Linked DNA regions of Homo sapiens: region 2 is linked to region 1. A link is a contact called in ENCODE Hi-C or POLR2A ChIA-PET data. All regions are on one chromosome and are shown on one strand. Each heading gives the region's core, a stretch centred on a gene start or an enhancer-like site at or near the end of the contact. The rest is flanking DNA. Distances are from core to core; before and after follow the strand shown. Region 1 has its middle 75 kb from the start of RNU6-1. Region 2 holds the start of SKOR1-AS1 (SKOR1 antisense RNA 1).

Evidence for each region. Hi-C counts contacts between places; a loop is a spot of excess contacts on that map. ChIA-PET counts read pairs that join two places held with the same protein, here RNA polymerase II (POLR2A). Pooled maps may share reads with other maps.
Region 2: a loop to region 1 is called in a pooled map, with 7 times the contacts of the local background. The contact joins the promoter of SKOR1-AS1 here to the enhancer-like site in region 1. A Hi-C loop is called at or near these places in 1 of 168 maps with a recorded cell type or tissue (Caco-2) and 7 of 50 pooled maps. POLR2A ChIA-PET finds 5 or more read pairs at or near these places in 3 of 52 experiments (A549, Caco-2 and WTC11).

What each region holds. Positions count from the first base shown.
Region 1 is chr15:67,912,980-67,917,019 of GRCh38, forward strand. No RefSeq gene overlaps it. Among named protein-coding and RNA genes, the nearest start is that of RNU6-1, 75 kb to the left of the region's middle. Within about 2 kb of position 2,270, at least 25 of the 41 ENCODE cell types and tissues checked have a DNase peak (open chromatin) inside an H3K27ac peak, as active enhancers do.
Region 2 is chr15:67,837,199-67,841,238 of GRCh38, forward strand. It overlaps SKOR1-AS1 (SKOR1 antisense RNA 1), which reads right to left and starts at 1,681. Exons shown (of 3, transcript NR_120345.1): 1 at 1,512-1,681; 2 at 1-235. It overlaps RNU6-1 (RNA, U6 small nuclear 1), which reads right to left and starts at 2,847; the gene lies at 2,741-2,847. RefSeq lists enhancers at 1-161, 2,785-3,737, 3,193-3,242, 3,738-4,040.

The DNA.
Region 1 (4,040 bases), core at 1,020-3,519:
GCTGCAGTGAGCTATGATTGCATCACTGCACTCTAGCCTGTGTGACAGAGTTAGACCCTGTCTCCAGAAAACAAACAAATAAATAAAAATAATATATTCAATCAGTATTTCTCAATTTATAATCTTCAAAAAAGAAACAGTACCATTTATTCCCTCTTAAAAAAAAAAAAAAAAACGGAAATTGGCGATTTAAAAAAATCACCCTTGCAGCAGCCACTGTGGAAAACGGTGTGGTGATTCTTCAAGAAATTAAACATAGACCAGGCACAACAGTGCACGCCCGTAGTCCTAGCTACTCGGGAGGCTGTGGTGAGAGGATCACTTGAGCTCAGGAGTTCAAGGCTGCAGGGAGGTGTGATCGTAGCCAGGGCATTACACCTGGGTGACAGAGTGAGACCCCATCTCTAAATAAATAACTAAAATTTTAAAAAGGAGATTAAACATAGAATTATCATATGATTCAGCAATTCTACTCAAAAGAAGTGAAAGCAGGGACTTATGTATTTGCACACCCATGTTCATAGCAGCATTATTTACAACAGTCGAAAGATGGAAGCAACCCAAGTGCCCATTAACAGATGAGTGGATTAACAAATGCTGTGTGTGTGTGTGTGTGTGTGTGTATATATATATATATATATATATATATATATATATATATATGAAATGAAATACTCAGCCTTAAAAGAGGAGGAAATTCCCATAAATGCTACAACATGAATGAACCTTGAGGACGTTATGCTAAGTGAAATAAGACACACACACACACACACACACACATACACACACACACACACACTGTATGATTCCCCTTATTTGAGATATCTAGAATAGTCAAAAATCATAGAGACAAAAAGTAGAATGGTTGTTGCCAGGGGTTAAGGAAAGAGAATGGGGAGTTAGTGTTTAGTGGGTATAGAGTTTCAGTTTGGGAAGATAAAAGTTCTGGAGATAAATGGTGGTGATCATTGTGCAGCAGTGTGAATGTACTTAACACCACAGAACTGGTCAATTTGGCCAGGCATGTTGGCTCACACCTGTAACCCCAGCACTTTGGGAGGCCATAGTAGGAGGATTGCTTGAATCTAGGAGTTTGAGACCAGCCTGAGCAACATAGAAAGACCCAATCTCTACAAAAAATTTAAAAATTAGCTGGGCATAGTGGTGAACATCTGTAGTCCCAGCTACTTGGGAGGCTGAGGTGGGAGGATTGCTCAAGTCTGAGAGGTTGAGGCTGCAGTGAGCCGTGATTGCATCACTGCATTCCAGTCTAGGTGACAGAGCAAGACCCTATCTCCAAAAAAGAGTAAATCTGATGTTATATATATTTTGCTACCATAAAAACAAACAAGCAAACACCAATCTCCTTTTCCTTCCATTCCTTCTTTAATTATAGTTTTAGGAATTTCCCCCATATGTTCTATTATCAACAACAGCAATGATTAACAAAGAAACATTTTGTAGAGTGTTTTTTTTCCCACAATAACTATAACGATTATATTATTTTCCAGTAAATGTGATCATTACGGTTATATAGGCTTTCATGTTCAAACACATTTAATGCTTACCACCAGCCTGTTTATACCTCAGTTTTCTCCTATGTCAGTTCTAAATTTGGATTCATCATCTGTCTCTAACATGTCCTCAAGTAGAGTGATATATTTCCTGGTGAAATAATGATGAGAAGCTATGTCTTACGTAATGTCTTTAGAGGAAGACCTTCAGGTCTCAGTGGTAACAGCTCCTCCCCTGTGGCTGCAGGCTATGGGATTGTAGCACCATCCTCTTGGTTTCCCTTAACTCTTGCCTATACCTCGTCAATAATCCCTTTACTAAACTCTCTTCCATTACCAAGCTTGTGAGTGGCTTGTTTCCAGCTGGGACTATGACTGATACAGCCTCTGCCGCCTCTGCTCTCCAAGCACCCCTTCCTTCCTATCTCCTCTCCCTCTCTTTCTTTTCCTTTTTCCATCTTCCACTCTTATCCCTCCTTATTCTTTTCCTCCTCCTCCCTTTTGGAGTGAGGTGACATGTGGGCTATGTAGGTTAGCATATCACGCTCCGCATCTGGCCCCTGGCTGCCCTTGTCCCTGGGTGGTCAAGAACAGAGTATTCCTTCTTTCTGAGCTGCTCAGTGTTCTGGCTGCTTTTCAGAATGTGCAGCCCATCCCCCAGCCTCTCAGAAGCCCCACCCCAGCCAGCAGCCTGACAGAGCTCACAATTCTGTTTTAAGCTTACTCCCTTACAACTAGTTTTATTTCCTAGTCTGACATCTTGGGAGGATGGGTGAGACCAAATCTGTTACATCAGTGTCTAGATGGAGCATTCGCTAGTTCAGGCCAAGACATTATGAGTTTCATTTTTATGGCTCTCCCAATCCTTGTGTGTGCAGATTTTATTGTGTTAGGAGTTAAAAATGTAATAAGCAAGGAGAAAAAAAAAATTAAGTCACTTCAGCTAAAGACTACAGCCTAACAAAATCCTTAACAGACGCTTGTTAGTCCTGTTGCTGGGAAGTATTTGTCCAGCAGACCTGGAACAGTTTAAAAAAGGAGTGGGGGTTTGGTTAACATTAAAGAAACACAAAGATTTTTCATCTGGCTCTGGGGGAGACCAGAGCCACAGAGGGAACAAGAAAAGAAAGAGGGGATTGAACATTTTTGCAAACAAATGATAAAACTGCCTTTTAAAGAAGGAGGGGGGATCCCTTGTCCAAACAAGACTTCTGCCAGGGTAGGAAATCATTTCTGCAATTGTTTACAATGCTCAGGCAGCCGGTCCTAAGTCAACATGGCCTGGGAGCGTTGCCCTGGAGCCTCCTGCCTTTGCCAGCCGCCTGCCATCTCGAGCTCAGCTATTTCTGGGACTTAGCTCCCTCCCTTGAAAAACAAACCGTGGCCCTCACTGTCATACCCAATAAACCCCCCAGTTTGTGCAGCCTTAATCATGTTTTCCAGAAGAGTTCTCCAACTGACGGCCTGGATGCAATGTGTTGGGCTCAGGAGAGCCAGTATGTGTGGGGGAAGGGAAGCTCTCATTTGTGGATGCCAAGATGGAAATTTCCATTGCAGTACAAGATGGCTTCACCTGTGGCCAAGGAAACCTACTTCATCTCAAAGAGGAGAACTTGGCTAATGAACAGCCTGAAATTTATGTCCTTTCTTACAGTTTGTTCCATAAACCCAGAGCAAAGTTTGCTTTTACTAAAAAGCACCATAATTACTAGTCATAACCCTTCACATCTGGTTGTCACTTAGTGTAGAAGTCTTTTCACTTCTGTTATCTCATTTGTTCTCCACCATGAGAAAGGCATTATTAGTCCCATTTATTTACCTTTTTTGAAAAAAAAAAAAAAAAAAAAAAAAGATGAGATCTCACTATGTTTCTCAGGCTGGTCTTGAGCTCCTAAGCTCAAGTGATCCTCCTGTCTTGGCCTCTCAAAGTGCTAGGATTACAGGTGTGGACCACTGTACCCAGTCAATCCCATTTATTTAATTAATCCATCTATTTGTCTCCTTATTTGGTGTTAATAATACAGTCATGTGGCTTGAAAATTTTAAATTCCAGTGAAAAGATGTCTTCTCTTCTACTCTTCCACAATTCTTCTGGTCTCTATCTGCCCACAGGTAACCACTACTGTTCATTTTTCTGTGTATCTCTCCAGAGATGCTTTATGTATATCTAAGCAACTTGGGGTGGTACAAGGAGAAAGAGTATTGCAGAGAGACAGAAAAGTCCCAGGCACTAGGCCTAGCTCTGTCTCCAGTTGGCTGTTTGACATTGTGCATGCTACTTTCCCTCTCTGAACCTCACTTACCTCACTTACGTCATCTGTGAAAATGAGAATAAAAGCTAACATTCATTAGGCTTATATGTGCCTGCCACTGTGATAAGTGTTTTTATATGTGTTAGTTGAATTAAGCTCGCTACAGTCCTATAAGGAGGCACTGTAAGTCCCATTTATCCATGACAAACTGAGGCACAGAGAAATTAAATATCTTGCCCAGGTCCTAGTTAATTAGAGGGAGAGCCTGGGTTTT
Region 2 (4,040 bases), core at 431-2,930, 76 kb before region 1:
GGCTCCACAGGCACACAACACATGTGTAGATGAAAGGCTTCCAACTTTGCGGTTCATCTAGGTGCTGAAAATGTCTGAGGGAAGGAATCCCTAGGTGCTTCTGGACAACAGCCACTGATAAGCAATTAAGCTCATTTGCATAAGGTTAATTAAACACAGGTTTACTGCTCAGAAAGAAGATCCTTCATCAATAGGATTCGTTTTGGGAGCAGGTATCAGGTAAGTGATTGTTAACCTAGAAAAGGAAAACTTTGTTCCTGTTCCAACTGTGTCCTAAAGGGGGTATTCCTTCACTCCGTCATACTTTTCCAGGTCACTGGCACACAGGTCCACCCATTCGTAGCTACCCTGCTCTAAAGCCTTGATCCGTTGCAAACATGTGACTCCTGCCTTGAATTCAGAACACCAACAAAAGCAGAACTGGATCTGCATGCTCTTCCCATGAATTCTAAACAGCCTCATCTCCTCTCTCCATCCTCAGATGCTTGGCTAAGAGCACAAACTCTGGAGCCAGATTTACTGAGGTCTCAATGCTGCCCTGTCATTGATGAGTGACATTGGGCAAGTTGTTGAATCTCTCTGTGCCTTAGCTTCCTCATCTATAACATAGGGAGATTAACAGTACCTACTTCATAGAACTGTTTTCTGTTAATATATGTAAAGCACTGAGAACAGCTCCTGGCATACAAGAAGTGCTATTGTATTGGTGTTTGCAAAGATTACAACTCCCTCTGAATTCACTTTCCTGAGACTCAAGCCAGGAATGCTTTTAGAGTCCCAAAATGTACCCCAGTCCATCACCCTCCTCTCCTCCAGGGGCCCAGAAAGGGGGCCCAGAAAGGAGGACAAACCGGTGCTTTTTCAAGCCTGGACTATTGAGCTTTCTGAAGACACATTCATAAGAATCTACAAGCACAGAGGTTGGAAGGGCATCCTGCAACGCCAATGCATGGACTATTGAGTTTCTGGAGACACATTCATAAGAATCTAGAAGCACAGAGGTTGGAAGGGCATCCTGCAACGCCAATGCATTGACTCTATGTGTCCAAAGAGGCGAAGACTTGCCCAAGTTCCCTCAGCAGGTTAGTGCAGAGGAAAGGAAGTCAGCCAGGTCTCTGGATTTTCTGGGGCTAGGAACTGCCTGTCTTTTTCCTAATTTCTGTTCTAATCTTTTCTTTTCTTTTAAGTAGCGACAGGGCTTCACCTTGTTGGCCAGACTGGTCTCGAACCCCTGACCTCGGTATCCTCCCAGCTCAGCCTCCCAAAGTACTAGGATTACAGGCGTGAGCCACTGCGCCCGACCAGTTTCTTTAGAACAATCTCAACAGTCCTTTTTGGGCCAAGTCCTTCACTCTTGGATTCTATTTTACTCCCCATAACACCCCCTTCCACATACGTAGACTAATAATATTCCAGTCTGATGGGTTGTCTGTGCTGAAAGAGAGGGAGCCACATCGACATTGGTCGTTTTCTTATTTGGCATCCCAAGGGAGACATTTAAAACTACTCACCCAATTGCCCAAGTGGCCTCCAAAGAACCAGATATCTCTAGGGGAAGAACAGAAATCCAGCCAACAAAGATTGTCCTCTAACGCCTTACATCGAAGGCCCAGAGCCAAGGAAGAGGCGGAGATGTCCCGCAGTCCCCTATGCTCGGCTGTTACCTGGAAAGGATCATTTCACTTCCACTGAAGAGAAAAGGAATGAGTCCTGAATGGAATGCTGCCCGGCAGCTCCCAGCGCCCGCTGGTAGAGTACCCGCCGCTGTCCCTGGGTGGCTCCGGGGCTTCGAGCCTAACAGTCCTCCTGCGGCGCGCCTGGAGGCTGGGAGCTGTGCGGCCGCTCCCGGCAGATCGACTGAGGTCCCAGTGGCCGCAGGGCCCACGTGCATGCTGAAGCACTAGCAAAGCAGTTGCACCATTTTTCTGTTGGAAAGATATTTCAGAAAACATTGCCTAAGTCATCGCAGGAAATCTGAACGTGGTTGGACTTTGTTTCCTCTTTGTCTTACCACTCGGGACTGTGTTTTTGTAACTCAATTACCTGAGACCTGGGTCCCGATCTTTTCAGGGTCTGTGCCTCTGTAAGTCTTATCAGGCTTTACCTCTCAGTGATTGGTGTAAAATGATGACAGTAAAACAGTAAAACCCACAGGGTGGGGCTGTCAGGAATTTTTTAAACATTATTTTATTTTTCTGCCCCCTCCCCCTTTTCTTTTTTTCTTTTATTATTTATTTATTTGGTCTGGAATATTTCAATGAAATATTGGTGAAGCCCTTGACATATGGTAGATACTCATTAAGTGGTGGCTTTTTTTTTTTTTTTGATTCAAAGGATTCTGTCACTCTTATTGCAAGTTCCTCATACGTTTATCGTTGCACTAGTTCCTGTTATGTTTCGGAGCTGAAATGGATCAACTTTGGCAAGACGAAATTTCCTTAAGTGTAAGGTACTGCAATACTCAGGATTGTGCAGAGGGAAGCAGAGGCAAGATGGGAAAGATCGCAAACTAGGGCCCGAGGGCCAGAGGCAAAATGCACCGCAGAGATGAATCTGCCTAGGCCCCACCTCCTTCTATTCCGTCTCCTAGGACTACTACATTTTATTTGTGTTAAAAGATATCACCTGTAGATGAAAGGTGTTTTCAGTGGTAAACCGTGCACCGGCGTATAAACGTGGTGTAAAAAAAAAACCAAACAGAAAAACAACCTGATGTAAAAACAGAAAAACAACCTGATGTAAAAATATGGAACGCTTCACGAATTTGCGTGTCATCCTTGCGCAGGGGCCATGCTAATCTTCTCTGTATCGTTCCAATTTTAGTATATGTGCTGCCGAAGCGAGCACGGTGTTTCGTCCTTTCCACAAGATATATAAAGCCAAGAAATCGAAATACTTTCAAGTTACGGTAAGCATATGATAGTCCATTTTAAAACATAATTTTAAAACTGCAAACTACCCAAGAAATTATTACTTTCTACGTCACGTATTTTGTACTAATATCTTTGTGTTTACAGTCAAATTAATTCTAATTATCTCTCTAACAGCCTTGTATCGTATATGCAAATATGAAGGAATCATGGGAAATAGGCCCTCTTCCTGCCCGACCTTGGCGCGCGCTCGGCGCGCGGTCACGCTCCGTCACGTGGTGCGTTTTGCCTGCGCGTCTTTCCACTGGGGCCGGGGCGGCGCGGAGGGTTCAGACGCGGGCTCTTACTCAAACGCTGATCCCCGAAACTACCGAGCAGTGTCTGCGCGACGCGAAAGCATTTTTGGAGCGAGGGGCCATGGTGCCCATGGGATTCCCACGGGTGTTGGACTCGGGACCCCGAAAAGGTTGCGAGTCGCTGGTTGGACCCTTCCCTGCGCGGGGACCCGAGAGACGTGACCCTAGCGAGGCCTGGGGCCACCCACTGTGGGCTGGAAGGGGCCGACAGGGGTTGCGGCGGGGGATCGTGGGGAGGGTTGGCCAGGGCGCGCCTTCAGCTTCCCCTCGGCTTCTCGGAACTAGCTCTCTGCATTCGGAGCCAAGGCGATGAGGGTGTCTGCTTTGGGACGCAAACTTCCAGTAGTGGTGGAAGTCTGGGAAGGGTCACCACCGTTTGAGCCAACATTTAGAAAGAGCCAGGCGCTTAACCTAAATGGTATCATTTCCCCCATTTTGCAGTTTAGCAAACAGGCTCTGGGAGGTTAAACCATCTGCTCCAGTGATCCTGCCACTGGTTAAAGTAGTTGGGATTTGGATGCGAGTCTGGTTTCAAAGACTTTTTTTTTTTTTTTTTTTTTTTTTTTTTACGCAGTGGAGTTTGGAAAAGATTTGAGACCACAAGTGCAGCCTCCGCTTTCCTTGTTAGAGTTACTCCAGAAGCCCTGACCAGCTCAGACTTTCCTTCCTACTTCCATTCCTTCAACAAATATTGAACATCTGTGGTGTCAGCACCCGGGCTTCAGGGATGCGTGAGTGGGCAGGGTTGCTATGGTCATGGAGCTCGGTTCCAGCAGGGGAGCCAGGCAGACATGAAAGAGCCCTCTGGATGCCG